Regions from separate parts of the Mus musculus genome. Here all the other regions are linked to region 3. A link is a loop called in an ENCODE intact Hi-C map of the cell type or tissue named here. Cell type or tissue: heart. All regions are shown on one strand. Each heading gives the region's core, and the rest is flanking DNA. Links, peaks and the distances in the headings are about the cores only. Region 1 overlaps Msi2 (musashi RNA-binding protein 2). Region 2 overlaps Msi2 (musashi RNA-binding protein 2). Region 3 holds the start of 0610039H22Rik (RIKEN cDNA 0610039H22 gene).

Region 1 (10,214 bases), core at 3,462-5,961, 73 kb before region 3:
CCTTTTGGGGAGTCTCGGGGGGCACCATTGTGGAAAGTCACTGGCTAGTTTTCGGCTGGTTTATTGTGACAAAGAGGAAGCTCTCATGCTGGATCTCTCCTCCAGGCGTCTTTACAGTTTCCTGAGAGTGGAGGGGAGAGACAGCCCCGTCCGCGCCTGCCATTGCTATTCGTGCCCACAGTTGCTTTAATTTCAGTTCGTGGAAGTGGCAGGTTACACGTCCAAGTTCATGGAGTTATGGGCCGTGTGGGGTTGTGATTGCTTTCCTTGATGGTTTCTTGTTCAAATCAGCAGTGCTCTTAATTTTCCAGATGAAGTAAAAAGAAAATTGGAGACTCCCCTCCCGCCCTGTGTCTCTTCATCCAAGATTTTCTGAGCGTGACTCTGATTTGCAGGGTTAATATTAATTAGAAACTGGGCTAGACCTCGGTTGCTTGATGAGGTGGTTTCAACCATCGTGAGGAATATGCCTCCCAGCTCGCCCATCCCTGCTTTTGGGTGGAAGTTTCTGGGCTCAGACGCTAGAGGAATACGCTTGCACAGAGGGAGTCTCCCTACGGCAGGGCAGCCGGTTCTCCCGGGTCTAGAGGAAGGAGCGGTACCCAAGAGCAGGAATGGTGGTGCTAAGTTCTTAGGGAGTGTGGTGCTTAGTTCTTAACAGGCTAGAGTGGGCCCGTATTGGGTGGGGTGTGGGTAAGACTAGGGAGTCAGTGGAAAAGATGGCTGCCTGGTAGAGTTTGCAAGCCTGTGTTCCTGTGATTCCTTACTGAATTTTGGCTCCCATGAATGCTACAAAGATGTTCATCATAACAAAGAGGCAGACATCCTGTTGGGGCTTTGGAGGGCTTCCTGGACGAGACCATTAAAGCTGAACTGAAAGACTGAATGATAGGGTGGACTTGGGGAAGGAAGGACCAAGGGGTGTTCCAGGTACTGAGGAAAGTCAGGGTGTCTGGGCTGCCCGGGAGGCAGGAGATTAGCAATGAGGCTGGGAAAGGAACTGGTTGGATCCTTTTAAGGGCTAAGGTGGGATATGGGCGGAGGGCTGGGGCACAGGGGGATTGGCGTGGAGATAGGCTGGTCTGAATTTGGGAAAGATGACTCCTGACAGTCTTGTGTGGGAAGCATCTTTTGAGAATCCAGGCAGATGTGTGCTAGGGAAGAAAGTTACTGCAGCAATCCGAGGAAGCAAGGATGGCTGGCTGTGGAGAGCGTAGACCAGGAGGTGGCTCCGAGGTGCATTGTGAGTCGGATGAGGGTGGTGGTTTGTTTGGCTGGAGAGTAGGGGGTGTTGAAGGTGTGAGGCCATTTGGACTCCTTGTGTCCCTTGCCCCATGTGACCCTTGCTCCAGAGGAACACATACTGCCTTTACACGAGAGAAGTGGTCCGGTCAAAAGCCAACACCAGCACTTGGTCCTTGCCTGCGTGAGACCAGGGGTGATGATACTCAAGGAAGACATGCTCCTGTCTCGGGATTGAATGTAACCCCTCAGCTGGACCTTGGCACAGTCCTTCTTACTTTATATTTTTACGTATTTTAAACACTTTATTATTTCGCCTGTCTAGGATGTGTGCTTGGGGGAGGGGCTTGAATGGCATAGCATGCCGTGTGGAGGTCAGGGACAAACTTCGTGGAGTTGGTTCTTTCTCACCTGTGTGGCCCAGGTATCCAACCTAGGTCATCAGCCTTGGTGACAGGCTTGGTGGGGAGGGGGGCTCAAAGAATGCTTTCAGAGGTTTTGTTTTTTTTTTTTTAACACAGTGCACCACAGCCTTGCTGCAGTTGGCTGTTGCTCCAGAGGAACATACACTGCTTTTACACAAGAGAGGTGGCTAGGTCAAAAGGCAGCACTTGGTCCCTCCCTACCAGGCCTTTTGGAAAAAAAAAGGGGTCGGAGGGGGCGTGGGGGCCAGCAACAAGAAAGCCAGGGTAGCTCAGAGAAAAGGCAGGGCCAAATTAAAAAAGAAGAAGAAGAAGAAGAAGAAGAAAGGTTTCTCTGATCTGAACTGAGAGGTAATAAAGCCTTAGTTAAACAACCTGAAAATGCAGTTTCCATCCATTTAGAGCACAGGAACGGAGGTTGAGGAGATCAACAGGGCATTAGCATTTAAAGTTTGCCCCCTCGCTGACCTCCTTGCTTCTGTATTTCCCTTGAGATCAAAGCAAGGAGAGGGGAAGAGTTGACTCTCAGGTGCAGTTCCTGATCACCAGGAGATACCCTTGTTTTACCACCTTGGGCTTCCTGGTCTTTGCTTGGGCTGTCAGACATATATTTTAACCAAAAAGTGGGACGTGTGCTTTCGTCATAGCGAGCCCTCAGGAACATCCAGGAAGGGCTTTGAACCATCTCAGAAAGCAGGCTGGTGGTCTATAGCAGCAGGAGTGGGCAACATTAGTAAACCAGGATGTTTCTCTTTTTTTTTTTTTTTTTTTTTTTTTTTACTGCAAGGAGCAGTCCGGAAGGTATATGGAGACGGGACAGTTCTGATGAATTCCTGCCCCCTGCTGTATAATAAATCTGATACTAAAATTAGTGCCGGCCTCTTGAGCCATAATTCTTGCCGAGGCAATAAAGAAGTGTGTGCGTGCGTGTGTGCTCATGCCGGTGTGCTTGTGTGCGTCCAGCTTGTCTCTCAGGACTGTGGGATGTCGGATAAGTAACTGGGTCTCACAATTGATTTTGTGTGACAGCGTCTCCTCGGCTCCCTGCTTCCTCCCCCTCTCCTGTGATGGAAGTGTAGGGAGGAGGTAGAGGGGAAATATTGCCGCGTGCCTTTCAGGTTTGTGTAAATCTCTGTCACGTAGGTAGATGTTCTTAGAGAATCTATTGGAATGTTTTATAATTGACTGTTTTACTTGGATGACATTACTCAACTCCTCTCAGGAGCTTCCTTACGCTCCGGGTGGGGGTGAGACTTTTCCTTCCAGGGAACTTTGTCCACGGAAGGGACTTACTTGGGGTGGCCAGCTGACAGCTTTAATAATTAGGTGGGCATTTGGGTCCCTCAGTGCACAGTCCTCCTCCTGGTGGGGACAATTCTGCTTTAAAAGGACCACATTTCACCTTTAACTGCAAATGGCTGTGTCGGGAGTGGCATTTGATTTTTAAATTGCCCATGTCCAGCAACCCTCTGTTACTCATTAAACAATAAAATGTTTTTAATCTTCCTGCAGCTGTGTGCACTGTGTGGGGCTTGCTTTTCGGGAGGAGGGGGAGGAGGGTCTTTCGTCCTCCCTCTCCTCTTCCCTTTCACACTCACCAAAGCTTGTAGAAAGCCCTCTCCAGCAGTGATGGAATCCCCTCCGGTGAACTTTCCCAAGTGAGTGGCTGGGACTTTTATAAGCTGAGGCCACCCGGGTTCAGTCTGGATTGTCAGCCCCTGGGGCTGAAGTGCTTCCTTTATGGGTAGTACCCAGAAATGGGTTTATGTCACAGACCCTTTAAAAAGTCTGTAACTTTTCCTCCCCACTCCCCTGCCTCCCACTTTGGGTGGGGGGGGGGGGCTTGAGTTGTCCGTCATAACCAGAAACAGGTTTCAAGTCCCTGATCCGTTATAGGTGTGTTTAAGATGAATGCCAAGCCTGAAGCCACTTAAAGAGCATGCGCAAATAGATACAAAGGAAAGGAAGGAAGGGAGGGAAGGGGTAAAGGAGAGACTCTTCCAGATCCCCTGAAGCAGAAATAGAAAAACACAGGCAGAGAAGGCAGGCCCCCACAGAGAGAAGCACTCTGCTCCTGAGCAAGCTAAGTTAGTGAGCTTGGGCGGGAGGGCCTGCCCCGTGAAGGTTGTCAAAAGAGCCAAGGAGGCGGCGCCCTTTCTGAGGCGGCCCTTGGTAGTGTGTCTGTAAGGATCTAGGCCCGGATTGTTTCAGACTCCTGGTGGAAGAGTTAGTGGCACTCTCCTCCTGTCCCAGCTGGGCTGGCCTTCTATCCCAGAGATGCGAGTTTGGAACGGTGGCCTAAGCAGGGAGCATTACCGTGCAGTCTCAGCTGGCCTGTGTTTCCATCCCAGCTAGCGGTCCTTCAGTTAGGAACTGTTGCAGGCTCTGTATTTGTAAAAATAAAAGAGAATAAAAATTAAAGGTACTCAGTACCAAGAAAAATAGCCACTTGAGGGGGAACGAAGTGTGTTAGAGGACCAGGCTTTCTACAGGGAAGCATCTTGCTTCGAGTTCCCGGATCAGCATGGCCCAAGATATCTCTCTCTCTCTTTCTCTTTCTCTTTCTCTTTCTCTTTCTCTTTCTCTTTCTCTTTCTCTTTCTCTCTCTTTCTCTTTCTCTTTCTCTTTCTCTTTCTCTTTCTCTTTCTCTTTCTCTTTCTCTTTCTCTTTCTCTTTCTTTCTCTCTCTCTCTCTCTCTCTCTCTCTCTCTTTCTCTTTCTCTCTTTCTTTCTCCCTCTCCTCTCCTCTCCTCTCCTCTCCTCTCCTCTCCTCTCCTCTCCTCTCCTCTCCTCTCCCCTCCTTCCCTCCCCTCCCCTCCTCTCCCCTCCCCTCCTCTCCTCTCCCCTCCCCTCCCCTCCCCTCCCCTCCCCTCCCCTCCCCTCCCCTCCCCTCCCCTCCCCTCCCCTCCCCTCCCCTCCCCTCCCCTCCCCTCTTCTTTTCTTTTCTTTTCTTCATGCTGAAAAGGGGCCCAGTCCTCTAGTCGAGCAGTGACTCCATACAGGTTCCTTTTTCCTCTGTTGCATTTCCCTCGTGTACCACACGAGTCATCCAGTCATCGGAGTTGCCCAGGCTGTGCCCTCAACCCTGCCTGGTTGTCCTGGTGACGCTGGGTTGCAGGGTTTTGGAGGAAGCCCTCAGTTCAGCTGTCCTTGAGGGTAAGGCCTGCGTTCTTCCCACCCCCCTATGACGTGTGCAGTACAGCTGCTGGCCCAGAAATCCACTTGAACTGATATGTCGTCTCTCACTCCAAACAAAAAATAAACCTGGGTGTTCTATGTATGTATTTTTGAGGTGTGTACGTGCCCTTTTTTTTCCTCTTGACAACTTCGTTCCCTGCAGCTGTGCAGTCACAGACTGTTTTGAGATCTGGAAAGTTTCTTGTCTTTAAGTGGCTATGATAAAGTAGGAGAGGAGAGAGGCGAGATTTGACGGTTACCACACACCAAACACCATAATGTAATTTTTTAAATTAAAAAGCATTGCATTATTAAAAAAGCATTTCATTGTAAGAGGAGAGGGTAAGATGGCTCAGTGGGTAAAAGCACTTGCCACCCACCACTCCAGGACCCACATGTAGGTGGACGGAGAGCCGATTCCAGAAAGTCATTCTCTGACCTCCATCTACACATAACCCTAGTAACAGAATTTGAAAATATTGTAAGAGATAATGCAAAGAAAGTTTTTTCATTTACCAGAATTGTTTTTTCTGTCTACTATAGTTCCCCCCCCCCATCACCATGGAGATAAGAACTTGGGGCTCAGTGATGTCATCTTTCCCACTGGGTGTGCTGGCTCTCAGGGGACTGGCTGTCAACCTGAACTTGGTCAGGTCCAGCCTGCTGTTGGTATAGAGAGAAGTTAAAGTTGATCAGACGTTTAATATTTGCCTTCAGTCATCTGCTATGCAAAGCTCTCCTTTATTACCCTGGGAGGGCAAGTTGGTAACAATGTATTGCTGTTAAAACTAGTAAGTCTGGTGTCCTTTAGGGCTTATTTAATCTTTCCTTTCTCCTAAGTATTTCTCTCCAGCTTTTGGAGAAAGTGCCTTCCTGTTTGAGATAAACATGAAGCAGTAAGGTTGAGTTTGGGAAGAGGGAGTTTGAGGGGCTGGAGCTGCGCCCTCTCCCCATTTCATTTCCCAGGTGAACTAGCAGAGTCCCAAGATTGTCTTTTGCAGGGAGCACTCAGGGTTACCGATGTTCCCGATAAGAAAGTGTTTCTCCTTTGCCCTGTCTCTCAGCTGAGTAGGGCGGAGAGAGCAATATGGCAAAATCCAGACCAAGCCAGCAATCATGCAATGCAGTTGGGCAGAATATAGCAGTTTAGGATGGGTTTGCACAACTGTATTTTCACATTAAATCATCATTTCTGCTTCTCCTGGTACAGAGAGGAGGGTGGGCAAGGGAGAGAAAAAAGGGTGGGGGAGGCAGAGAGGGAGGGAGGGAGGGAAGAGGGGTGTCTTTTCAGGGAGTCCGGGGAAATGAGTAATCGGGTGGGAAGGAGAGACCAGGGGAAGGCTTGTGTGCATTATCAGTGGACAGGAGCCCGGGGAACTCCCAGTTATGTCTGGGAAGCTTTTGCGTGTAGCTGCTTTGAATTCTGTGGTCTAGAACGAGATGTTTAAGCCCAGTTACAGGAACAGTTCCTGAACTTTTTCTACGAACTTCTGTGGCCCCGGAACCCTGTTTTTTTCCCAGCAAGCCTCTGTATTTTTAGAAATGTTTTCTTTTCTCATTGCTTGCCCCTTAGCAGAGGCCCCTCGAGTGCTTTCTGTCGTGTAGAGCTGAGTTCTTGAACAGGTGTTTGGGACTGTGAAGGGGTTTATTTCTTTAAAAAAAAATCTGCAGGCTCTTTGTCTGGGAGATCAATATTTTCTCATCCTGCATGGATGGGGTGGGAGGAGGGGCCTGTGTGATGCCCCTCCCTTTCTGCTGTGGGTCAGTGAAGGGTCATGTGGCTCAGGGGGACCTTCTGTGCAAGCCCTTTCTCCTCTTATTCAGTGCCTTCTCCAGATCCTACTATGTAGACAGAATAATTTCATGTAGACCCATGGGACTACCAAGCGGTAGCCTCCGTTGGTTTTTGGCGTTTAAGGAGCTAACTTTGAAGTAGCTTTTAATCTTCATACTGAGCACACCCTTTTAAGTGTTTTTGGGTGGGCAAGCTCTGAAGGTAGTTTGTGGCACTTAACTCTTTTAAACTTTGGTTTCTTCTCCGGAAGCTGTGTGTCCTTTCCTTTTCCTCGAGGGTCCTAAGAGCTCCTAGTCTAAATCGGTGGCGTCTCTGAGAATCATTGATTTGCTAATTGCTCATAAGCGGAGCCCTGGCTTCCCCCTCCTGCTGAGAGCACTTTTCTTTTCCGCCCCTTCCTTGAGAAGTTAGGCTGACTTCTGCAGTGTTTCAGAGGTAACCAATAAAGGAGTTTGGCCTGCTGCTGTTGTTAATTGTGCGCCTTGGAGGTGACCACATCACCAGCATCCGGGTTCCATAAACAAAGGGCCTCATGCTGGTGACCTTTCCTGCCTAAAACTGCCGGGCCCAAGGTCGCCAATGTGGTGGGGAGTGCCTTTCCCAGCCCTCGGTCGGCCTCAATTTAATTTGCTCGTTTCCTGAGGCAAAATGACCTCCCAGTAAACTTGCCCAGGCCTTTTAAAGAGAACAAACAAAAAGACTGCAAGGGCAAGGTGTGTTCTGATGGAGGAATGGGCAGTGTGGGAGGGCCGTGGGGCGCTTGTTAAAGTACCTAGTTGGGGTTAGGCTTGTGTGCAGTCAGTGGGTTAAGACTAGATGCTCAGAGAACAGCTGGACCTGACAAAGGTAGAGGCCACAGGAAGGCCGGCCTGCTGGGAACAGCTGCCTGGCACAGGCTTTGTAAGCAGCCCTTCTCCTGCCCCAACCCCCTGCCATCTCTCCCAGATCCATTGTCTTTCCTAGTAGCCTTCAGATCAGGGGTTTTGAAGCGTTTATTTTATTTTTCCCTGTTGAACTGAACCTTTATTATAAAACCTCGAGACCAGGAGTAACCTGGTAGAATTCGGGAGGAAGGGTGAAAGGTGTCCTTAGGAATATCCTGCCTGGCTGGGCCACCTGGTCTTGGATGGTCCACCATATTGGAGTTGGGGGTCGTTCCTTTCATGGTTTCTGCTCAGTTATCCTTGAGGAGGTGTGTAGGGGCAAGAGTGACTGGGAGTGCCTTGCGGGTAGAGGACTGCCAGTATCCTCACCCCAGGTCTGGCTATTGGTGTGTGTTGAGGTTCAGAGGACGCTTCACTATCCAATCACGGGTGGGAAGCTGGAGCTGTGGTCCAGGAGGGATTGGTGGTACCTTCTGCCCGTTTGCAGAAGCATCACCCAGCCCTCTTGCCTCTGTTCTTAAAGGAGCGTCCAAAGGGTCTTTTCTAGCCTCAGTCTTCTGAATAGCTTGGGTACCCTGCCTGGTTCTTAGCCACCTTTGTGTGGCTGATCAGCAGTTGAGTGGACTCTGTGCCAGCCCCCTGTAGAGGGGCCATGGGGTACCTGTTCTTGTAGTGATGAATGGGGCCGGCTTTGCATTTGTACCCAGACCATAGCCAGTCAGAGGCACCACTGACTACTGTGATGTAAGGATTGTAAGTGGTCCCTGCCCCCTGGGTGAGTGAGTTGAGGCTGGTCAGGTTATTTCTGTGGAGTGGAGTGTAGGCCGGGGCTGGTCTCAGGAGCTGTGTGGGCTTCCTTCTTTGTTGTCTTCTCCCTTCTAAGAAGAACAGGTGGTGCGAACTGGGATCGAACCCTGACTGTGACCTGGCTAGCCGATGTAACCCTCGGATCCTCTCACGTACGCCACCTGTCCAATGAGGATGATCAGACTTAGTGGCTCCTGGAAGGGGAGGTGCTCTCCAGAGGACCTTGCGCAAAGCCTGCCAGCCAATAGGGCTTTAGCCAGAATTGATTTTTCAGCTAGTCTGGATTTAGCTGTTGTCTCTGGGACAGGGAGATTGGGTTATAACCAAACCTCCATCAGTTGGTCACTTTGGTGATTTGGGCCAGGAAGCCACAGTGTGCTGTTTGGTTTCTGGTCCTTGCAAGTTAGCTGTGATCTTCCTCCCCTTCCCTCCCCTCCCCTCCCCTCCCCTCCCCTCCCCTCCCCTCCCCTCCCCTCCCCTCCTCCCCTCCCCTCCCCGGCAGATCTCTTTAGCCTCTAGTGTCTGGGGAATTGAGGACTGGTTTTTCTGAGTCCCAGCCTCCCCTGAGTCACTCTCCTTTTCTTGGGTCCTGTCCCTGAGCGGTATCTACAGGGTCACCGGCTTCAGTTGGTGCCTAGACCGTTAGTTAGCTGGGGATGGGTCGGTACAAGATGACATGGATGGCAGGTAACTCCTGCTTCTTTGGGTAAGAAGTGGGAAGTGGTGACAGAAGGAACAGGGGAGGCTGTGGGGTAGTTAGAGTGTTAATGTTTAATTACCTGCAGTGCCCTAGCCCAGGGTTTCACAGCTGCGGTGCAGTTGACATTTGGGGCCAGGTAAACCTATAGGGTGGGATAGAAAGGGAGAGATATGAGGCAGGGGGTCGGTTGGGAAGCACAGTGTCCCTGGGTCTCTGCCCTGAGACTCCAGTGTACCCTACACTCTTGGTGTGGCTCTCAGTGTCTCCTGGGAAGGGCGGGGGGCATGGCTTTCTGGTTGAGAGTCATTGATCTGGCCCGTTAAAGCGGCTTCTGTTTGAGAAGGAGATCCTTGACCGGGTTCTGAGGTTCCGTTCCGCATAATTTAGAGCCTGCTTGCTTGTAGAGTCAAGAGCAGGGAGGCTCCTGGAAACGCACATGGACCACGGTCCAAGCTCGGGCTGCCTCAGGTGACCAGGTAAGTGCTCTCGAGTTGTATGGTGTTTTGCTGACAACCGCCCACCCCCCACCCCCCTTGCTCTGTTGCTTAAGGGAGAGGAAAGGTAGGGTGGAAACAACCATGTCCTGGGCTTGTGTTCCCATCTCTGCAGCGCTTCAGGGCAGGACCTTCTTTTACTATAGTGACATTAGTGACATTATTCTGGTCCTGTGTTGGTGCCTCTAGCACTTGGCTCCAAGCTCACAAGCTGTCCCCGACACCTACAGAACCATCCATCGTAGGACGTGGCTTTCCTGAACACGCTGAATTAGACTTTTATTCAAAATGAACTATTTATTTTTTTCAGAAAAAGGTTGGCTTGTCAGACTCTGCTGCCCTCTTCCCGGCTCTCCCCGTCCCTCTGCGGCCTGGCAGACGAGGCTTTAGAGGGGCCGTCTGATGGGGTCAGTTGGCCAGGGCTTGACTGAGGCCCTGATTAAAGGGAAATTATCTACTGAAAGTTAAGTGTTGCTGCTGTGCTTGTAGAAATATAAAAGTCAGGTGTGTGCTGTGAATTCCAGAGCAGCTCCTCGCTGGTGGGAGGGGCCTTGAGATTCCCGGGCCAAGTTAGTTTCAGTCCTAGAGGCCTGGCAAACCCGTGCACAGGAATGCAGCCGTTGGCCCAGTATACCACAATGATTTTCGAGTTTTTGGTGAGCTGGAGCAGGAAGCACAACTGTGGGCCACCTTT
Region 2 (10,214 bases), core at 3,556-6,055, 49 kb after region 3:
GAGAGCTCACGCCTCACCCCCCCCCCCCCCCTGCAGCAGTGATCTTCCAAGACTGCATGTTTAATTCCATCCCAGAGTTGGGCACTGGGAACTGTCTCATTCACGGAAGAGAACCATGGGGGAATGTTGCAGTTCGGTTCTATGGCTTCCTACATGTGCCTGCATGGAATCTGTTAGAGACTGGGTAGCCAATCAAGGGGATGGCCGAAGATGCCTCCTCAAGTGCATCTTGACATCTGAGTGACAGTTGAGGTCAGAGAAAGTTGTGTAAAGTCTTGCCAATTAAATGCATTAATTCTAGGACAAGCTCCCACCCTTTAAACAACAATAATAACAACAAAAACAACAACAAGAAGATGCCATTTTTTATATGCATTGGGTATACTCAGTAGTCTAGTTTTCATTAAGTGGATTTTTCCTGGTATTTGATTTCTGAGCACCCTGCTCTTTTCCACTAGGGTTGGCAGACTTTATCTGTAGAGAGCCGTATAACACACATTTTAGATTCTGTAGACCATACAGTCCCCATCTCAGTCACTTGGTTTTGCTGTTAGGCACAAAACAGCCACAGACAATATGTAAATGAATGTGCGTGGCTGGATTCCAGGTTTCATTTACAAAAACCAGCCAGCAGGCTGCATTTGGACTGTAGCTGTAAGTTACTGCTTAGACACATTTCCCGGGCTCTACCTTGAGCCTCAAAATAATAATTTCACATAACTGGATATCATTACAGTCAGTTATGAGCTTATTTCAATAGGTCTTACCCTAACAGCAGTGGAGGCTACTTTTGTATTCTGTTTGGAAAAAAATCTTATTGAGTAGTCACAAAGACAGGGGTCAGGGGAAGGAAAGGTTGGCCCTTGCCAGTCATGTTTTAGTGGGCAAGGAGCAAAGGTCAGGGGCCTGGCTGCTTCTTGGGCATGGTCCCAGGTATTGCTATTTAGGGACAAGTGAAGTGCTCTGGATGGCTGCAACAGCCACCAGCTAGAGGACTGTACCCAGGGACATGTGTGCTGTCTCACACAGTTTCTCTGGCTGCATTTCTGAATGTGTCAGGCCCGAATGGAAACTTCACTAGGCTTTATGAAATGGCTCCTTGACTTTGCTAACTCAACACCCATGAGCTGAGAACTTGGTAATAAACATTCTCATAAAAGAACGGGCGGTGGAGCGTCCACATGGGTCCATTTGTGCTCAGTATGCCTGCTTTTTAAAAAACAAAACCAAGAAACAATGACATCTACTTGACGGGCTGAGGAGAAGGGGTAAACTAACATTTGGGGATAGTTACATAAAGCCCGAGATGAATTCAGCTAACAACATACTAAAAAGGGGCTATGTATTTATACCTGAAAAAAAAAAACTCGATTTGATGCCAGCTGCTCATTTCTCCATTGTGGTCACGTGGGCCGAGGTTCTTCATATGAAATGTAATTTACACAAATTAGTCCAAGGCAGGTAGAGTGTGAAATTAAATTGATGCCTTGATTTCTGTATTCTCTGGTAAGTGTTCTCTGAAACTTTGTCATTACTGTGCTGGGAACTTTGACAGTATCCCCACCCCCACCCCCCTGCCCGCCCCTCTCTCTCTGCACCCTTTCTCTTTCTGTTTTTCAACAGAGTAGGGGAGTCCTGATTGGTTAGGAACATAGAACAACTTTAATTGCAGGTTAAAGAAGCATGCTTTCTTTTACTTAGGGTTTTGTAAACTCCTTTTGGGCCTTTAGCGGAGGATATTATGTCTGTTGTAGCAAGCTGCTTAATTTGGTTGTGACTAGGACCATGTAGGGCTTTTCTCTTTGTAGACAAGGAATGTATGGATATTCAAGACCCTTGTCCGAGATGAGATGAGACAAGATGAGACAGAGGCTTTGGAATATCACTGTAGACTTGTTCTGTCTATCTGGACGCCCTGTATCCTGGCTGGGCCTGTCCATCACCTCTGGGACCATTACTACTTAGTCCCAGTCATCACCTCTCTCTAAGAGCAGTTGTCAGTACCCGGTGTCCTTGTATTGTACCTAGTGTCAGTACCAGGGTGCTCATGTTCAGCTCTGATCACCTGCAAGCAAGAAAGCAGAGTTGCTCCGTGCTCAGAGTTAACTCTGTGGCCTGCTGAGAGGCCTGGACAGCACTTTGTTGTTGTTGTTGTTGTCGTCGTCGTCATTGCAAAAACACCATCTCGACCTTGTCAGCAGAGTGCTAGTTCTCCAGGATGGAACCAACCATCTCTTGATCCTTGAAACTCCGTGGACTGCCCTCCTCAGCGTAGGAGACAGAGTGCCCCGCCAGGACCCAGAACCTCTGCTTGCATCCTTATTGGTACCTTTCTCTGAGTTTACCCTCAGCTAAGTAGGCCTGGGTCAGCTACATGGGCTGTGGGGTGACTCATATCTGTCAAATAACTCCTGGCTGATGTTTGGAGGATGCGCTGAAAACATGAATTATGGGCTCGTCATGCTTTTTATTTGTCTGTGGTGGCATGGGTATATTTATCTCTCTTGTCCATGCTCTTCCCCCATCTCCAGGCCTTTGTCTCCATCTGAGTCAGCATGACATGGTTAGAAAATTGCCTGTTTGGCTTTTAATGATGATTAATGTCCATAGCCATGTTTCAAATTTAGGATCTCTTGAAGGCTCAGAGACCGTTACCAGGAGCAACCTGCTGAGGGAGTTGATCGTACACCGCACTTTCTGTCTCTGGACCTAATTAGATTCCTTCTGAGCCTCCCTACCTTCTCTCCATCACTTCTTTGGTCCTTCATGGATCTTCACTTGAGAAGTGAACTCCTGTCCGGGAAGCTGATCCCATCTCTCAGTCATATGTAATTAGTGCCCATCACGAGACATGTGCAAAGGTCACTCCTGCCCCCTAACTCCCCAAATCAGGGAGGCCAATGAGGAGCGTAATTTCCCCATCAGCAGGTGCCTGTCAGCTATCTGAAGATGGTTGCCAACATCTGGTACAATTGCCTCTGTAAGCGCAGTAACAAGGCGGCCTGCAGTTCAGTCGCGGAGCGAGCATCGCCGCTTTAATGATAACAAGCTGTTGGCCTCCCCTCTGAGATGAATCCATCTCACAGATGTTTGTCTAGTTTTGGCAATCGTATCGCACTATAGCTTTGGTGATTATGCTCAACTGGAGACTATTACAATAAAAGGAGTTTGAACTTGTTCCATTTTTACATCCCACCCCCTTCTCCCCTGTTCTGAGGTATAATTTATATCAATGGCTGTAATATCAGTTCCATTACGAAGGCCTCTTTACATTTTATGATGTCGGCAGAGCCGCAGCTTATAGCCTGGCTTCCTCCACAGGTTAATGCGCTTTAGCTACATCAACGTTTTTAATGTCCTCGCTTAATGGCCCCGTGGCAGTCCTGTGCCCTCCGCCGAAGCCCGTGTTGACATGGGGAGGTCATGTGATTACACTGACTTACTAGCTCAGTTGTAGTTAGTTGCAGTGTGCGTGTGTGTAGGGCGTGGGCAGGGATCATGGGGGAGGCTTGGTTGCGTGTCCAGGGCTGCGAGGAGACTGGAGAATCAATAAGAGACAGGCTCAGATCCACAGGACTTTCTAGACTGGTATTGGTCTTCCTGTCTCCCTTTTTCCTCTTTTCCATTCTCTCTTGTTGCTTCCCCCTTCCTCAAAACACATAAAATAGGCACTGAGATGAATTAACCAACACCATCAGTTTGGTGAAATGGCACGTAGAGGACGGACCATAGGCAGTGTTCAGTCTCCTGGGCCTTAAGTATGCACACTAACTTACTAGTCAACAGTTGGATATTAAATAGTAATACTATTTAACATTAGTATTTTGCTAGTGCATACAGTTCAAAATTGTAATGTATGCCAGGCAGTTTCTTTTGTGTTTTTATGTACCTGATCAGGTGCTTGTGTGCATGTGTGAAGGCCAGAGGTTGATATTGAATATATACCTCAGTTTTCACTTTACTTTGGGTGTCTAGCATTTGCATCTTTATACATTGGTTGTATGTGCATAGGCATATGTATGCATGTGTGCATGTGGAGACCAGAGATTAAAGTCATGTGCCTTGCTCTGTCTTCAACACTTCTCTTACTTATCCTGGAGCTTGCTGATTCGTTGGAGGGACAGGTCTCCTTAGATCTTCCTGTATCTCTTGGGAGCTGGGATTGTAGGCATGTACTACTACACCAGCTTTTTTGTATGGGTGCTGGGAATCCAGACTGGGGGTCCTTCTCTGTTTGTGAGGCAAGCAAGCCCCTGGCTGACTTAGCTGTCAACGTAGCCCATACCAGATTTTTAAAACATCAACTGTCTCCCTCTGCCCCACCCATGTTTTTCTTCTGTGGTGCTGGGTACTGAACCCAGGGTCTTGAATATGCCAGGCAGGTGCTTCACCACTGAGCTACACCTCTAGGCCTGTAACAGCCGTGTTTAATTGCATGTCTTCTATGTGCTTAGGTACTTAGCTGATTGCTTGTATTGATCTATAAATATGTAATTCTTGCAGCACCCCTTCAAGGTAGGTGTTCTTGGGCCCGTCATCACAGCTGAGGGAAGTGAGCAAGGCTCTGAGCAGGTATGTACATGCTCAGTGTATCAGCCCTGCCAAAAGGCAGAAGATGATCTCAGCTCTGGGCTAATGAGCTCCGAATCCATCTCATTCTCCAGTCGACATTGTCATTGTTAATCCTGCTTGTGGCCCAGACTGATGTCATGGAAAAATGTGCCCAAGCAAGATGTGGCAGTAGGAGATAAATCACAGTCATCGTTTACCATTTAAGCCCTCCTCCCCATTTTAATTTGGATATTACTTTTCAAAGATTAGGAAATGTCATTCTGGCAAGGTGTTATTTTTGGCAGTGCATTGACAGAGTGGATGAGTCAGCCAGCCATGGACATCTAATTGGTTGTAGGGTACCACGTGCTCCTTTTCTTGGCCAGAAACTGATTATTGTTCTCCATTCTGGTGACACATCTGGAGACCCTGGCCAATAGTTCTGGTCACTTGTATAGGCGGCTCCCACAAGACACCAGGAGATCCACCTCATTGTGGTCTCTGGACCAGAGGATACTGTGCTGTAAGCAGCTCACATATGTGAGTTTGCAGCCCATTGTGAGAATGAAGCTAATACAGTGGTGGGTTTTTAAATTGTATTTATTATTATTATTATTAGAAATAGAATCTCATGTAGATCAGATTATTGTCTAGTTTTGGCCTTGAACTCTTAATCTTCCTTTCCTAGACCTTCTAAGTGCTAGGTCCACAGGCATACCACCACCATGCTTGTTTCAACCTGTGATCTGTTGCAAAATAAAAACCTGGGGTGAATCAAAAGAATGAATGGTTTTCAGAAGTGGCTAAACACACGAAATTTGAAACCCAGCAGGTTTTTGAAGGGCAGACCCTTTTCATCGACTTTGTTTTTAACCTGGCCCAAACCTTTTCATTGTGAAATTCTGTGCAATGTAGAACGGGCGTCAGCTTGTTGTCTGTTCTGAGTATTGCAGATCTTTTCTAGCTCTAGAGTCATATCCTCTTGGCTGAGGCCCCCACAAGTGATTTCCCATGGTTGAGATATCTTCCTTATGGCTCTCTGGCACTAGCTCCCTTTATGTCTGGTCAGGATTCCCTACTTGCCCAAGATCAAGGCAGGATCTGTCATATAGGAGTCCCCTGCCCTCCTTGATTTCCTGTCAGTCAACCCAGTTTCCCCAGGCTAGAAGTCAACCCCAGAGTCTTGACATCTACCCCAACAGGGTCTCTTTTACCCTCCGCTGCCTTCCCTTCCCCACCAAATTAGCTCTTCGTTGGCGGTTGGTCCTGAAGCCAAACCATCAAAAAACGCAACAAAGATATGCGGTGTGGTCTTTTCCACTTTTTCTCTTGCAGTAGTTACAATATTATTAAAAATCCATTAAATTTTAATGTACCCTATAAAATATGTGCTCTCGTGAAAGCAAGCACAGATAATTATTTCTGACGAACAAACCAAGAAGACAAGTATGTATGAAGTTCATGCTACAGCATTCAATTTTTATTATATACATCTCCTGCAAGGGTAATCGCTGTGATGTTCCAGCCAGTCGTGGAGGGCTAGTTCTTGGAAACCCTTCAGGGGCATTGTGAACCCTGATCTTTCCAGGGTGTTCTCTGAGCTCATTATTCAGGGAGGAGAAGAACCCTGTGTAGTGGCTGCCTTCTGTTAAACTGTTGAAACCAAAGTATGAGGAAAAAATAATGTGGGAGTGGGGGGGGGTCGGGGAGAAAGATACAGTCCTTCCTGACTCCCACATAAACTTGGTCTGTGTGTGCCGCAGACAGCCAAGGTAGATAAGTTCTCCCACCCTATAGTGCCCTGTGCCCTCCAGCTGGCTTTTGTATTTGTTACCTTAATGGGGTGGAGAGCGACCATTCTGTCTGCTCTGGGGCTGTTAGGAAGAGTCTATGCTTGGCTCACAGTGGGGGTTCTAATGCGTGAGTCACCCCTTTCCTTCCTTCCTTCCTTCCTTCCTTCCTTCCTTCCTTCCTTCCTTCCTTCCTTCCTTCCTTCCTTCCTTCCTTCCTTCCGAGGACCATTTGAAACTGTTGGAAGCTGGGAAACAGAGCTATCCTCCTAGCTTCTTGGGTTTCAGGTGGTATAGAGTTTTAGAACTGTTTGCTTTGGGGTTTCTTCTTCCTTTGGTGCTAGGATAGTGTATATCCCCAGGGCCTTGCATTTAGTAAGCACTACTGAAAGCTACCACCCCCACCCTGATCCTGCTTGAGAAATAGTGATGCATGCCTGAGCTCGAGACCTCTGGGTATATACCCCAGACATGAAAGCTTTGTGTGATTTCTGAAACAGTTCTTCCGTCTGAGGGATGCCAGGTAGTAGGAAGTATATCCTGTGAAGTGGATGATGGTCAGTTGACAGGCCTCTCTTCTCAGCTGCCTCTGGCCTCCACACCCTGATAAACATGCCAGACAGAGGTTTCCCCATCCTTGGCTCCATAGCTGAGAACCAAGAAATGGTTGGCCTTCAGACCCTCTGGGGTTTGTGGGAGGTGGTGCCTAGGAACAATGGCTACCTGATTTTTGAAATCCTACTCCCCTCTTCAGCTAGGGCTCTAGCTGGGGGTGAGTTTGGTTGTCCAGCAGGAGGATCTAGTCCTTAGGAGACAGGGAAGAATTCAGGAAAGATGTGTAATGGTTTGCAAACCATGGGTTTGTGCAAGTCTTCCCAGGGCGGCAGAGCCTTATAACTCTCCTATGTATCACTGGCATCCTAAGTAGGGAAGAGCCAGGGTAGTAGGTGGGTTTCATGGAGGTATTCTGGAATATTCCAGAATCAGAGCATCTGGGTTCTGGGTGAAGAGAATACAACACTTTGCATAGAGCTGAATGGTCTGTAAATGCCAGGTGTGCATTTTTAGCTGTGTCAACAGTGTTGTTAGAAACAAAAAGGCATACTGGACAGAAGTAAGCTACAGAAGGAAGCAGCAGACCATTGGCTTCCATCTTCATCATTGGGAGACAACGAGTAGCAGTGTTCTGCTGTAGCTTCCTGAGGCCTGTCGGCCCACAAATCCACATGGCCAAATACTTGCATGCAACTGGGATCATATATGGTGTCTGCCAGATGCGATCTTCCATTCAACAGTAAGCCAGAAGTGTCTTTGTACCATCCTGTTTCAGCGGACCCTCCATACCCTGACTGACTCTTCAAACCCCCAGCTAGCAACATTTAAATGGTTCCTGGTATCATTAGCATTGTTATTTGGAATTATAAGCACTCCTGTCAGGACTGTCCTGGTGAATGCATTTCTTCCCCGTGCCTGCCATACTCTGACCCAGCAATTCATTTACAATAAAGAGATAATAATACATTTTACAATTTGCTACCTTTGCCAAACTGCCCCATAGGGAGGTTGTACTAATTTACGTTTCTCCCAGCAGAAGACAGAGTCTGCCCTGTGCTGGCTTTTGGTCTCTGGATTTTCGTACATAGATTTTTCTAAAATTTACATCCCTCTGAAATTTGCCATATGAACTTTTTTTTCCTTTAAATGGAAGAGTGAGGACTCCGTTTTACCTTGACTTTTAAATGCATCTTGATGATCCATGAAGCCCTGAATTGTTACTGGATGGACTCCGAGCTCGCGGCCCAGATTGTCATCTTGAAATAAAAGCGACACAAGATAAAATGTTTTCAAGTGGGTATGTTTAGCTGTGATTTTTTTTTTAAGTGGGGTTTTGATCATTGTTTCTAGCCATCTAGCAGGCCTGTGCTGCACTGGATATAGCTGAAGACAAACGGTGACTTTGCCTTCTGTCTTCATATAATACGCCTAGCAATTACGTGCTGCTTTGCGGAAGCATCGCCATTGTTATTTAAATTTTGCATTGCTCTTTTAAGATAAAGATTCTGCTTGCTCCCTGTTTATCTTTTCCCTGCAGCTTAGTGGGGACCTCAGGCTGATGCTTTTGTGAGTTTCCCCTGGAGGTATGGAGCGTTGACACCTTGCACCCACAGGTGCCTGGTGCGGTTACTTGGCTTGTCTCCATTTACAAAGTTGTAGCATCGCGAGTTCCGAGTCAACTTTTCCCCCCTTGCAGTCGGGGCTTTTTGATCTTCTGCCCATTTTCATTTACTGAGTGTAATAAAGAAACTGTGAGGAGTTTTTCCATATAGCAGTTACTGCCATGACATGTAATGACAAAGTCCCCACCCTTGGTGGGGGGAGGGGCTCCAGACAGGGGAGGGGTTAGACCACGAGTGGCTTTCAAGGTAGCATTGTACAGCAGGTGGGGGTACTGAGGACATGTTACCTTCTCATCTGTTACCTTTTACATCTGCATTTGATCAACTCTTTCTCCACAGAAAGACCTTAAAGTTCACAGAACCCTGCTTTTGACAGCAGTGCGCAGTCTCCCGCTGTAGAGGGATGGTTTTAGTTAAGCATGACTTGCTGGAGAAGTGTTTGGGGAAGGGATTAAGAGAAGCAAGCTCTTCTTAACAGAAGACACAGCCAGCAGTGCCAGATGCCCACAGGACCAGGGCTCTGCATACAGACAGCCCAAGGAAGGATTCTGATGGAGAGAAGTGCAGAATCTCGTTTTGGTGGGTTTAGCTTGAGTACGGACAGGAGCAAGCTTGGGCTTCTCAATGGATTTGGGATTTGGATTTACTGCAACAAACCCGGTTGCGGTATAGATGGTGTGAGCAGAGACCTAGGACTTCTGGCTAGGAAAGGGAACAAAACCAGTTTCCTCAATGTGTGGTCCCCAAGATTAACAGAAGCACCCCATGTACAAGTGTCAGGCATAAGTGAGGGATGATTAAGTAATGGCGTCATTAATTATCAATATATTGATTAAACAGTTTCTCAGTATGACCTCTTCATAGGGTAGTCCAATCAGGGTGAAATCCATGTGGGAATCCCCCCCTTTTTTTCATTATCCCTAATAAATTTGATTTATTAGGAATCTTGACTTCCCAGGCACCAGGTTCCATTGTTGACAGGCTGTTAATGGTGCAGGAGTGGAGTTTGCTTTCCTGCTTGAGGTGATCAGGGTTTCTCAACCTTGTCTTCAGAACCTCTCTAGAGAAATAGCTCACTCCCCTTCTCACATCCGTACTTGGAATGATTCTTTAATATAAACAGATATTGATGTTATATAGACGCATGAAACATATCCTAATTGGCTGTATAAGTAGTTCTTAAACATGGGCATAGATCAGAGTTATTTAAAGGGCTTTCAGAAAGTACAAGCGCATAGACCCATCTTTGATAGTTATACTTTTAAAAGAAGCTGTGGTCCACAGCTATGGTTGGAGCCTTTGGTTCCCTGTTTACAGCTTTAGTATGGTGGCTGTTACTCCTCTAGGAACAGAAAGTTTTGGGGAGCAGAACGTTGGTTCTCAAACCGTGGCCTTCTGAGTTTAAGTCTTATGCTTTGCTTACTTTCTCATGAACCTTCATCGTCCCAGCACAGTTGTGAGGTTTCTTTGTTTCCACCCCACTGTAGTGTGTATTTGCTAAGGAAAGGGTACCAACTACCTCAGCTCTTCCTATGACTTTTAGTGGCCAGCCAGCACTCTGCAGACAGTCTGCTGTTTGCCATTCAGTGTATGTTCGCAAGTACGTATGTTATTTGTGACGGATTCTATAGGCCAGGGAGAGGGCTAACTAGGTATTGGAAGGCAGAGCCCAATCCAGAAGGCTCTCAGACCTCAC
Region 3 (10,214 bases), core at 4,843-7,342:
CTGAGAGCAAAGGAACCAACCAGCTCAGGCCAGTTCCATTTCTCTTTAAGTTTGTTCTGGGACGGGGACAGGTTGAAGGGTTGTGGTGTTGCTTGTGTTTTGAGGAGCAAAAGGCTTCATCCTCCAAATCAGGATCTTACGGTATTCTTAGGATGAAAACTCCCCTAAACCCCACGTCTGGAAGTGGGGGAGTGAATCGGGTGTCTCTGGCTCCTTGGCCCACCGGGGAAATGAGTATCGGGTCCAATTCCGTTCGCCCTGTGGGTTTCTGGCTCCTTAGCGGCTGTTGTAATGAGCCATTGACTCTTGCAACGGCATTTCCTGCGCGTTTTATTTTATAGTTCTGAAGTTTTAGTCCATAAATCTTTTGAACTTGAGGTTTTAAGTTGGAGGAGCCATGCGGTTAGAGGTGGGTGGGAGAGTGCCAAGTTTATTTTTCACAGGCGTTCACAGGGCCTGGACCCTTCAGCCCCTTCTTCTCTCTCTTTATATGCTACGGCTTGCACTGAATTATTTATCTTCGTATTCATAGAATATCTCCATATTCATAGAATATTTGGGTTCAGAATGGGCCTGGAAATGGCAGTGCTCAGCCCAAGAATAGAGATCGTAATGGGAAAGTTTCTGTTTAAATAACGAGAGCTGCTGGTCTGGGGTGGAGGCCGGTAAAACACCGAGGTGAATGAGGCTCTGGCTGTGGTCCTCAACAGAAGTTAAAGCCCTGTCCCTCCTCCCAAAACAGGCCTGGAGGTGGAGCTCAATGCTCAAGGTGGTGCTTGCCTAGGAGGCACAATGTCCTGGGTCCCAATCCCAGCGGGACATCAACTCATGCCTGTGATCTCAGAACTCAGGAGGTAGAGACCGGAGGGTCACAAGTTCAAGGTCACTTTATAGTACTCAAGGTCACTTTAAGCTACATAGTGAGTTTGAGGCTGGGATGCAAGGGGTTCATGAGTTTGAGGCTGGGATGCAAGAGGTTCTATCTTAAAGAAAAATAGGGGCTGGAGAGGTGGCTCAGCAGTTAAGGACACTGGCTGTTTTTGCAGAGGACCAAGATTCAATTCTCAGCACCTACATGGTGGCTCACAAACCTGTGTAAGTCCAGTCTTATGCTTTCTTCTGACCTCCATAGGCACTGGGCACACATGTGATGCACCTACATACAGGCAGGCAAAACCCTCACACATGTAAAATAAAATAAATCCCAGAAAACTGAAAACTAAAAAAGAATAAAGCTGTTGGAATGCATCTTGATGTTGGTGGGAATATAAATGGCGCAGCCATGGTGTTTTCTCAATAATTGGACATAGAGATGTTATATGACATGTATGTGCTATGTGTTCACGCACACACACACCATATTAAGAAGGCAGGAACTTGAATAGGTATCTGAACACCCGTGATCACTATTACAGTATTGCTTGTAGTAGTCACAGGTAGAAACCAGGTAATATCCATCAACTAATGGAAAAGTAAACCAAACATATAGGATGGAGTATTGTCGAAGCATCCAGAAGAATCCTGCAGAGTGTGCTAAGTACAAGGAACCAAGATTGTATGGTTGCCCTCCTATCAGATTTCTAAAGGAAACTTGGGTCTGTGGAGACAGGAAGTGAGAGAGTGGTCCGCTGTTATATTATTTTGTCACCAAAAACATTATAAGCGAAGGCTACAGGAGAGTCCTGGGTAGGTCTTGGCTGTACCTAAAGCTGGACCCTGCACCGTGGGCGGGGCCTGGAGGCTCCCCCACCTGGTGCTGATCTGCAGTTCCCTTTCCAGGGTCAGGAGCAGAGGCCACTTGACGCTTGCCTTCTGTTGGCTTATATGCTCATTTATTTGGTTCTATTTTAAGTCACCTCTCCCTGCACTTGCTAACTGAGACTGAATTTTGTTAACTCAGTGAGACATAATAAAAAGAACAGAAAGATCTCACGGAGGTGGTACAGGTAGGCCTAAGGTTGGGCTGACTGAGTCCAGAGACAGTGCCCATTCCTACAGCAGAGGAACTGAGTCCTTCGGGTGAAGGTTCAGAAAAGACAAGGCTTTTAAAAAAGAAAAAAAAAAGACAAAACAAAAAATCAAGGAAAATACATATTTCCCCCTGCTCTGGAAACAGGCTTGGCTCCGCCACAGCAGGTGGCCGAGGGACCCAATGTGGGGAAGGAAGACATCAGGCTTGCCGTGGTGCAATCAGAGTTAAGTGCAGAAATTTAATTAAACAGCATCAAGGACAGCAGAAACTTCGTGAAGCCGCAGTGCGTTGTCAGATTCAACAGTTATTCCAAGGAGCACAATCCACAGATGGTGTCTAATTGATAAATTAAAAGTTAGGCTTCTCTAATGGCTTTGCATTTAAGCCCAGTTTCCCACCCGTGCGCTGACCGCCACTTCTGTGAAGCCCCCTTCCCCTCTCTATCCTCCAGGCCACAAGGGGGAAAAAAAAACCCAAATAACTGAAACCATGAAGTTCCCCTCGTCAGCCCCTAAAAAGCCAGCATCTGCTGGGTCCTTGGATTTGAGTGCCACACCCCCCTCCGTCCTTCAAGCCCGGAGCCCCCACTTGGGGTGGTCTTGTGCTAACAACCGAACAGTGGGGACACTTGGGTCCTGTATGTGCTTTGTGTTCTGTCAACCTGGATCTGTTGCTCAGATCTGCCTAGGCCATTTATCTTCCACAGCTCCTCCTCTGTCCCTCCATTGTCGTCCCCACCTCCCAACACCCCCACCCAATCCCCCACCCGTTCTTTTTTTAGCATTGTTGGCTTTCATCCGTCAGAGCACTAGATTTTTTTTTTTTTTTTTTTTTTTTGGTACAAAACAAAAGCCTCAGTTTATTAAAACAAAAACAGTTTACAAAAATCCAGCCCAGAGCCCGTCTGTTTTTCAGGCCTTGTAGCACTTCCTGTCTGTCAGCAGTTGATATCCAGAGAACTGACTTTTCATTTTAACAGAAAACATTTGCTGTTTGCAAGGATCCGGTTATATTCAGAGATACCAATCCTCTATTGAGACTCAAGGGCACATACACAAACACACCCTTGAAGGTCAGCAGATGGGGAAACTGAGGCATGCGGTTCTGGGGAGTTCCCTCGGGGCATAGTCTGTGAACTGTGGGTATTCATTCATCTTAGCTAGTGTCCGTGGACACTTACTGTGCTCTTGGGATGCTCAGGGGACCTTGGAAAGGGGGAGGGGAAGTCACATGGAGCACCGGGACTATGGGGACAGATATCACAGATGCCACAGGTAGGTACCCGGGTGGTACCTCCTGGCACAGGTACTCTGGGACACTGGTTCACAACCTTCCTACCGCTGCAACTTTTTAATACAGTTCCCAGTGTTGTGGTGACACCACCCCCACATAAATTATTTTTGTTGCTACATCATAACTGTAAATTTGCTACTGTTATGAATTTTGTTTTCCAGTGGTCTTAGGTGAAAGAATTACTTTATCTCCAAAGCCGTGATCATGACCCATGGGTTGAAAACTGCTGTTCTAGAGGGAGAGTGGGGTGGTCTCAAAGCCAGACCCAGTCGCATCTGTGAGTGCAACAGGAAGGCATACCTCAGCATGAATGTGGAGGAGCCTCTCTAGGACAGCAGCACCTGTTGGCAGGCTCAAAGTCTAGGAGAGTCAAGGGCAGGGCAGGGGGAGAAAGCTGCAATGTCATCCTAGCAGATTGCATTCTTTTGAGCACTTCTTGCTCCTCTGGTGTTGGGAGCTTCTTATCCTCTCTTGTTTCTTTGCTTTATTCCTGTATATGTATCCGAATCCTTTTTCTTCCCTGATGTTGAAGATAAAACCCAGGGTTCTGCACACGCAAGACTAGGCCTCTGCTACTGAACTGTGGCCCAGCCATGTCACAGCCCCCTGTGTACTGTGTGCCTGGCGCGTTGAAGCGTCTCAGATGCTGACTGAGTGAAGAGACTCTCCCTGTGATGGATACTATCTATCCTGACTGACCTTAGAGTCAGGCCTGTGGTTCTGATGGCTTCCAGTTTTATTCTGGAGTCTCTCTGACTCCTCTCCGTTCCTCACTGTCCTATGAAGGGATCACGTATGTGCAGCAGCCGTTAGGATGCTATAAAGCATGCTGTTGGGGGTTGTAAATAACAATCCCGATCTCTGTTTAGACTCAGTTGCTGTTTCTGTCTTTTAGAGGAGAGGAGAAATAAAACTTAGCTCACTCTACCTCTCCATGTAATAGTTAATAGCATAGGACCTGTTAGGTGTTGTACCTCCATTGGTGCTTATATGTGTGTTGGGTACACGCGTGTTTGTCCGTGTGTGGAAGCCCGAGGGTGTGTTTGCTTAGACACTCTTCACCTTTTTATTGAGGCAGGGTCACTTACTGGTTTGGAACTAGCCAGAGTGTCTGAGCTCCAGGGATCCACCCACCTCTGCCTTCCAATTCTGGGATTACAGTCATGAGCCATCACTCCTAACTTAAAAAAAAAAAAAGCAAATAAATAAAATAAAAAGCTAAATGACAACAATTAAAAAAAACCCCACAGGTTTTGAGGATAGAATTCTTGTGCTTGTAAGACAAGTACTTTACCAACTAAGTTCTTCTCCCTGCCCTAATTAACAATAATAATAACAACAATAATTATTGTTTTGAGATAAGGTCTCTCTATATTTATTCCAGGCTGGCTTTGAACTTGTGACCCTCCTGCCTTAGCCTCTGGAAGGATGAGATTAAGGGAGTATGTTAGTGTATCCTGGTAGGGCCAAGTTTAAAACAGAAGGTTTTCTTTGTACCATGGAACCTTGGCTTGGTCTTTGCTCCATATCATGCTGTCTCAGAGCAAGAATACGGAGGTGATGGGGAGCAAGGATTAGATCATATCTATTTGTTTACTTGCTGCCAAAGAGGAACTGTGAGGATGCTGTGGCAGAACCTGGCCTAATTGCCTGTTGTTTCTTTTTTGCCATGGTGTGGGTGGCTTTTGAAATTCCCTGTAGTTTATGGAGGCGAGCCTGTGCCTTGCGGATGCCAGATGATGTAGCCGAATGGCTGTCGGCTGTTTATTTGCTAGTCTGTCGTTCTCAACACAGCATTCTTGAGTTCGGGAGGCCCTACACTGTTTGATGTCCCCTCCTCCTCCACCTCTAAATATAACCAGCCAGTCAATCAGTCTTGGCAGCCGTCGGGGCTAGGGCTGTCAGACGGAGTTTGCCTTGGATCCTCTGAACTATTGGCTTGTTTTCCCAGCTTGCAAGTGTATTCAAATAGTGAGATTGGAATTAGCCTTGCAAACATGCCGGCAGGTGGGGCCTCCAGGTTGAGAAGGAGGCAGCGTTTGTGGTGTCAAATGACATTTCTCTCTCCTCCACTCTCTGAAGTGGAGCAGGGGCTGAGTTGAGCGAGGGAGTGGTGGCTTTCACGCTTAGTGAGCAAGATGCGTGGGTGTGTTTTCCTGAATTGTGATTAAATTTTTTTTTCTTTTAAATTTTAAGTTGTTGCAAGAGAGAAAATGAGAAACCGGCAGGTGGTGGGGATTACTCGAAGGCTGTGTTGGATGGAGGAGGAGTACAGATGTAGTTTGGGGAGGGGTGTTTTCCCAGGGTATTTCAAGTGGACTCTGAGGCTCCCATCCTGGCCAGGGTTCTAGGTCTTCAGAAAGGACACAGCTTCCTGAACGGGAACAGCCCTTCCTGCTGCTGCCCTGAGGCTATTCCTGTAGGCTAGGAACAGTGTGGCTCCCAGTCCCCCCCCCCCCCCCCGAGGCTTGTTAAAGGGACCTGTGGGTAGCTGCCCGAAGATGCTAAATCCCAACCTGAAAGGCACCAGGGAGAAGCCTTGCACACACATTGCCATCCCTCTCACGCCCAGTTGCTTTTACCTGGAGCTTCATTGAAGGATGCAGTTGCGGTTGTCTGTGGCATGGCCTGGGCACATGGGTCCCTGCACTTCCGCCAACTGTGTGGTACCCTGTAGGCCTGGGCAGCTCTGTGATTGGTGCCAGCAGCAGATGCAATCATCCAATGATGGGCATCCACACTGGGTTCTGTAGGGTTCCGGGTCTTTAGCTGAGTTTAGAGAGGAAGAAGTTAAAGCAGCTCACCCAGGTCCTAGGGGCTCCTGCAGCCCAGAGTTGTCCTATACATGAATCTTCCAGAGGAGTTGCTTTGTGGTCCAGGACCCCTGGTTATCCATGACACCCTTGCATGGGATCTGTAAAGATAATTTTTTTTTCCATAAGAATTCTAAGATCGGTCTTTCATGGATATACAGTGGAATTTTCCAAAGGAAATCTCTACCAAGGATTTCCATCTTGGGCTGCCTCCTGGTCATTTGGTGACATAGTGCTGAATGCTGAGAAAACTTGTCCTAGGTAGGACCTGCTTCGATCCCCTGGTGGACTGTTGGTGTTGGTGCTGGTGTCTTGGGTTAATTTTTTGTGATCGTCGAGGGAGGACACCCCAGAACGTCAACGGGCATCAGTCACCAGCCTTGTTGTTAACTGTGCTTCCTCCTCTGTCACGGGGAGGAGTGTGGGTTCTGAGCAGCTGTGTGCTACAGAGCACTGTAACCCTGAGAGAGGTGGTGACCTCTCTGATCCCCTGCAACCCCTACAAATAGAGCAGGCAAGAAACTGCTGAACAGACAGACATGTGGGCCTCTGCCAGAGAGAGGGGCCCTCCCATTACTGAGTAATTTGTTTTGGGTTAGTCCCCCGAGAGATGGGGGGGGGGCAGGGGCGTGTAGCACCTTCTCAGTTGCTTCTGGCTTTGCAAAGGGACATGATGCAATGCTCACACAAGATGTCAATTAGCTCTGAACTGGGAAGGAAGGGATGAGAGGGCCCAGCCTGTGCCTGGGTAGGGTGCCATTCTGTGAGTTCCTTCATTTCATGTGCTCCTGCGAGCAGAATCTGATACCAAGGATAACAGATGAACAAAAGGGGGGGTACCTTCATTTGTGTCAGGCTGGGCAGGCTTCCTTTCTGGTCTCAATACTGTATCTACAGTGTCCCTAGAGAATGATGGGACTGTGATCTGGAGGGGTTCAGAGGAGAAAGGAGCCAGGGTAACCCTCACCCTCCCTTAACAAGAATAGAAGACAGTAAAGGGCCCCAGAAATAAATAATTGTTAACCAGACTGATTAATCAATAGACTAATTAAAAATCAAACACCTAAGAACACCACGGTCTGGGTTAATTATAAACCAACATTGAGGCGTTAAAACTTGTCCAGCCCATGGCTTTGAATTATTAACTGAATGAGTTAATTTCAAGCCGTCAGCTTAGGTAGCTGTGAGATCCAGGGTTAGAAGGAGGGGAGTTAGTGTGCCCTTTCCTTCGAGGGCCCGCTTTGGCGCCACGATCTTTATCAGTGTTGCTGTTTGCATTTTAAATCAAAATATCCTAAATGTTAGGCAGAGCCTCACACGCTTCAGTAAACTGTGCCGAAGGAGCAGAGCGAGCCAGCAAGAGTTGGCCTACGCTTTTCTTTCCTGTTGAAAGAACGACCGGTCTTAGTATCCCAGCATTCCAGTGGGAGAAAGGGCTCTGATGAATGCTTTCGGTTTGCAGTGATGACCACCCCCCCCCCCCCGCCCCCAATCCTGGCCCCAGCTCTGGCCCTGGCCCCGGCCCCTGTCTTGGTTGCTCTTTAGTGTGTTGGTTGCTCTTTAGTGTATTTTTTTTTCCTCTTTCTGAGATCAAGGTCTAGGCGTGGGTTCTCAGAAGTCTCCCCTGACCACCTGCTCTGATTTGAGACCCCTATAACACTGGGTGATGGTTGAGTACCCTCTCCATGCTTATGAGGGGTTTTAACACAGGTTTTTGTTTTAAAGATTTATTTATGTATATGAGTACACTGTAGCTGTCTTTAGACACATCAGAAGAGGACATCGGATCCCATTAAAGATGGTTGTGAGCTACCATGTGGTTGCTGGGAGTTGAACTTGGGACCTCTGGCAGAGCTCTTGATCACTGAGCTGTCTGGGCCTCAGTGATGTCTCACAATGGAGACACAGGCAGCCAGGCTGTTGATGAAAACAGTATTTCACAGAGGCTTTTGTACAGCGCTTGCTATTTTCTAGAGGTCTTGCAGAACAGCCCTGTTCGAGTGCGCCACAACGGAGCTGCTCTCACACGATGCACGCGGGTAGGCTCGGTAACTTCCCCGAGTGTTGCCGTTTCCTTTCTTAATTTGCTAAATGGGCTTTAAAATGGGAGATAAATGTAAATTTCAGCTCCATAAAATAGTCACTTTCAAATGCTCATGACTCAAATTAATTAATTAAAAAACAGCTTAACGCACCACTCGTGCCTACAAATGCGCTAAGTGCGTAATGTCTGCTTCATTCCTACGGCGGATGGGGTCACATTACAAGTTCCATCGACGAGGGGGAGAACATGCTCGAATCCAGTCTCGACATTTACAGAGCAGAGAGCCTCCTACGGCTTGTTTACTTAGAACATTGACTACTGCTCCTGCCCTCTTCCCAATTACAGAAACATGTGGGAAACTTTGAGAAGCCATCAGTATTAAAAGTAAAATGCCCTTAGTCCCTCCATTTACCATTTCTACACGACCATTCTTAAGGCTTTTATGCATTTTCTTTCTTTTTGTCAAGACAAAAAAAAGAAATGGATATATGTGTATCTGTACATGCATTCATGCTTGGTCACACGTCATTTGCTGGTTTGTTTTCATAACTGTATCATGAACCTTTCTGCATATCATTCACCATTTTCTTTCTTCCCTTCCTTCCTTCCTTCCTTCCTTCCTTCCTTCCTTCCTTCCTTCCTTCCTTCCTTCCTTCCTTCCTTCTTTCTTTCTTTCAGATTTATTTTATTTATATGAGTACACTATATCTGTCTTCAGACACACCAGAAGAAGGCATCAGATCCCATTAGAGATTATTGTGAGCCACCATGTGGTTGCTGGGAATTGAACTCATGACCTCTGGAAGAGCAGTCAGTGCTCTTAACCGCTGAGTCATTCCTCCAGCCCCATTCACCATTTTCTAAAGACAAAGTTTTTACTGTCTCAATGGTATAGCAATTTAGAATTATACTTGATTATACTTGGTGGGGTCAACTCCTGTTACTGAATGGTTAACTTGTTAACAGTTTCTTACAAATAACACTGGTATATCAATATACTCACATACCTGTCACCTTTTATAGTATGTATATCAGGTGACATGACTGGGGTTGAAGACTATGGCTAATTTGTTCATTTGTTTTTGAGACAGGTCTTACTATGTTACCCTGGCTGCTGTGAATCTCACTAAGTAGGTCAGGCTGGCCTTGAATTTGAAGTAATTCTCCTGCCTCAGCCACCATGCTGGCCACTGTGAATATATTAGAGATGCTTTTATGTATGTGTGTACATGCAGTATGAGTGGGTAATAGAATTATATGACCACTAATATGTGATATTTTAAAAATCTAAACATCCTGCCGGGCATTGGTGGCGCACACCTTTAATCCCAGCACTTGGGGAGGCAGAGGCAGGAGAATTTCTGTGTTCAAGGCCAGCCTGGTCTACAGAGTGAGTTCCAGGACAGCCAGGGCTATACAGAGAAACTCTGTCTCGACCCCCCCCCCAAAAAAAACCCTAAATATCCATAATATGTGTGTTTATATTATATATAATATAATATATATTTAAATATAAATATATATTTAAATATATATTTTCAGATCATATTCTTCCCCTAGGGAAAAAGGAGCTATTTTATACTCTCAACATAAATCTGGGATATTAGCTTTGCTTGATTAGCGTTTCTATTGCTGTGATAAAACACTATGGCAGAAAACAGTTTGGGAGGAAAGGGTCTATTTCAGCTCATACTTCATCAGGTCACAGTCCATCACTGAGAGAAGTCAGGACAGGGACTCAGACAGGGCAGGAACCTGGAGGCAGGAGCCGACGCTGAGGCCATGAATGGTGGGATGCTGCCTCCTGGCTTGCTCTCCATGGCTTGCTCAGCCTGCTTCCTTAGAGACCCAGGACCACCACCAGCCCAGTGACCTTAGAAAATGTCCTACAGACCTGCGCACAGGCCAGTCCTATGGAAGCATTTTCTTAATTTAATAGTCTTCCCTCCCAGATGATCCTAGCATGTGTCAAGTTTACAAAACCAAAAAACCAAACAGACTAACAACAAACTAGCCAGCATAGAACTTAGCTTTTTAAAAATATCAACGAGTATTTCTAAAAATAAAAGGGTTAATGGTAGAACATTTGCCT

Evidence for each region. Hi-C counts contacts between places; a loop is a spot of excess contacts. Peaks named below come from ENCODE experiments on the same cell type or tissue, not always from the same donor. Only the 100,000 strongest peaks of a DNase experiment are listed, where the experiment ranks them.
Region 1: it touches region 3 in a loop (1.8-fold over the local background); 3 of 42 quality-filtered maps call a loop at or near these places.
Region 2: a loop joins it to region 3, with 2.3 times the contacts of the local background. A loop is called at or near these places in 6 of 42 quality-filtered maps.

The regions. Positions count from the first base shown.
Region 1 is chr11:88,687,165-88,697,378 of GRCm38, reverse strand. The region is part of intron 5 of Msi2 (musashi RNA-binding protein 2); the gene reads left to right. Among named protein-coding and RNA genes, the nearest start is that of Msi2, 26 kb to the left of the region's middle. In heart, for the core only: no CTCF peak of the experiment used is centred there; a DNase peak (open chromatin) is centred at 4,808; H3K27ac peaks cover 2,089 bases.
Region 2 is chr11:88,565,517-88,575,730 of GRCm38, reverse strand. All of the region lies in intron 6 of Msi2 (musashi RNA-binding protein 2), which reads left to right. Among named protein-coding and RNA genes, the nearest start is that of 0610039H22Rik, 49 kb to the left of the region's middle. In heart, for the core only: no CTCF peak of the experiment used is centred there; a DNase peak (open chromatin) is centred at 4,940.
Region 3 is chr11:88,615,404-88,625,617 of GRCm38, reverse strand. All of the region lies in intron 5 of Msi2 (musashi RNA-binding protein 2), which reads left to right. It overlaps 0610039H22Rik (RIKEN cDNA 0610039H22 gene), which reads right to left and starts at 6,367. Exons shown (of 3, transcript NR_131025.1): 1 at 5,848-6,367; 2 at 4,354-4,446; 3 at 2,192-2,308. In heart, for the core only: CTCF peaks have their summits at 5,285 and 6,357; DNase peaks (open chromatin) are centred at 5,197, 5,647, 5,907 and 6,657; H3K4me3 peaks cover 710 bases; H3K27ac peaks cover 2,500 bases.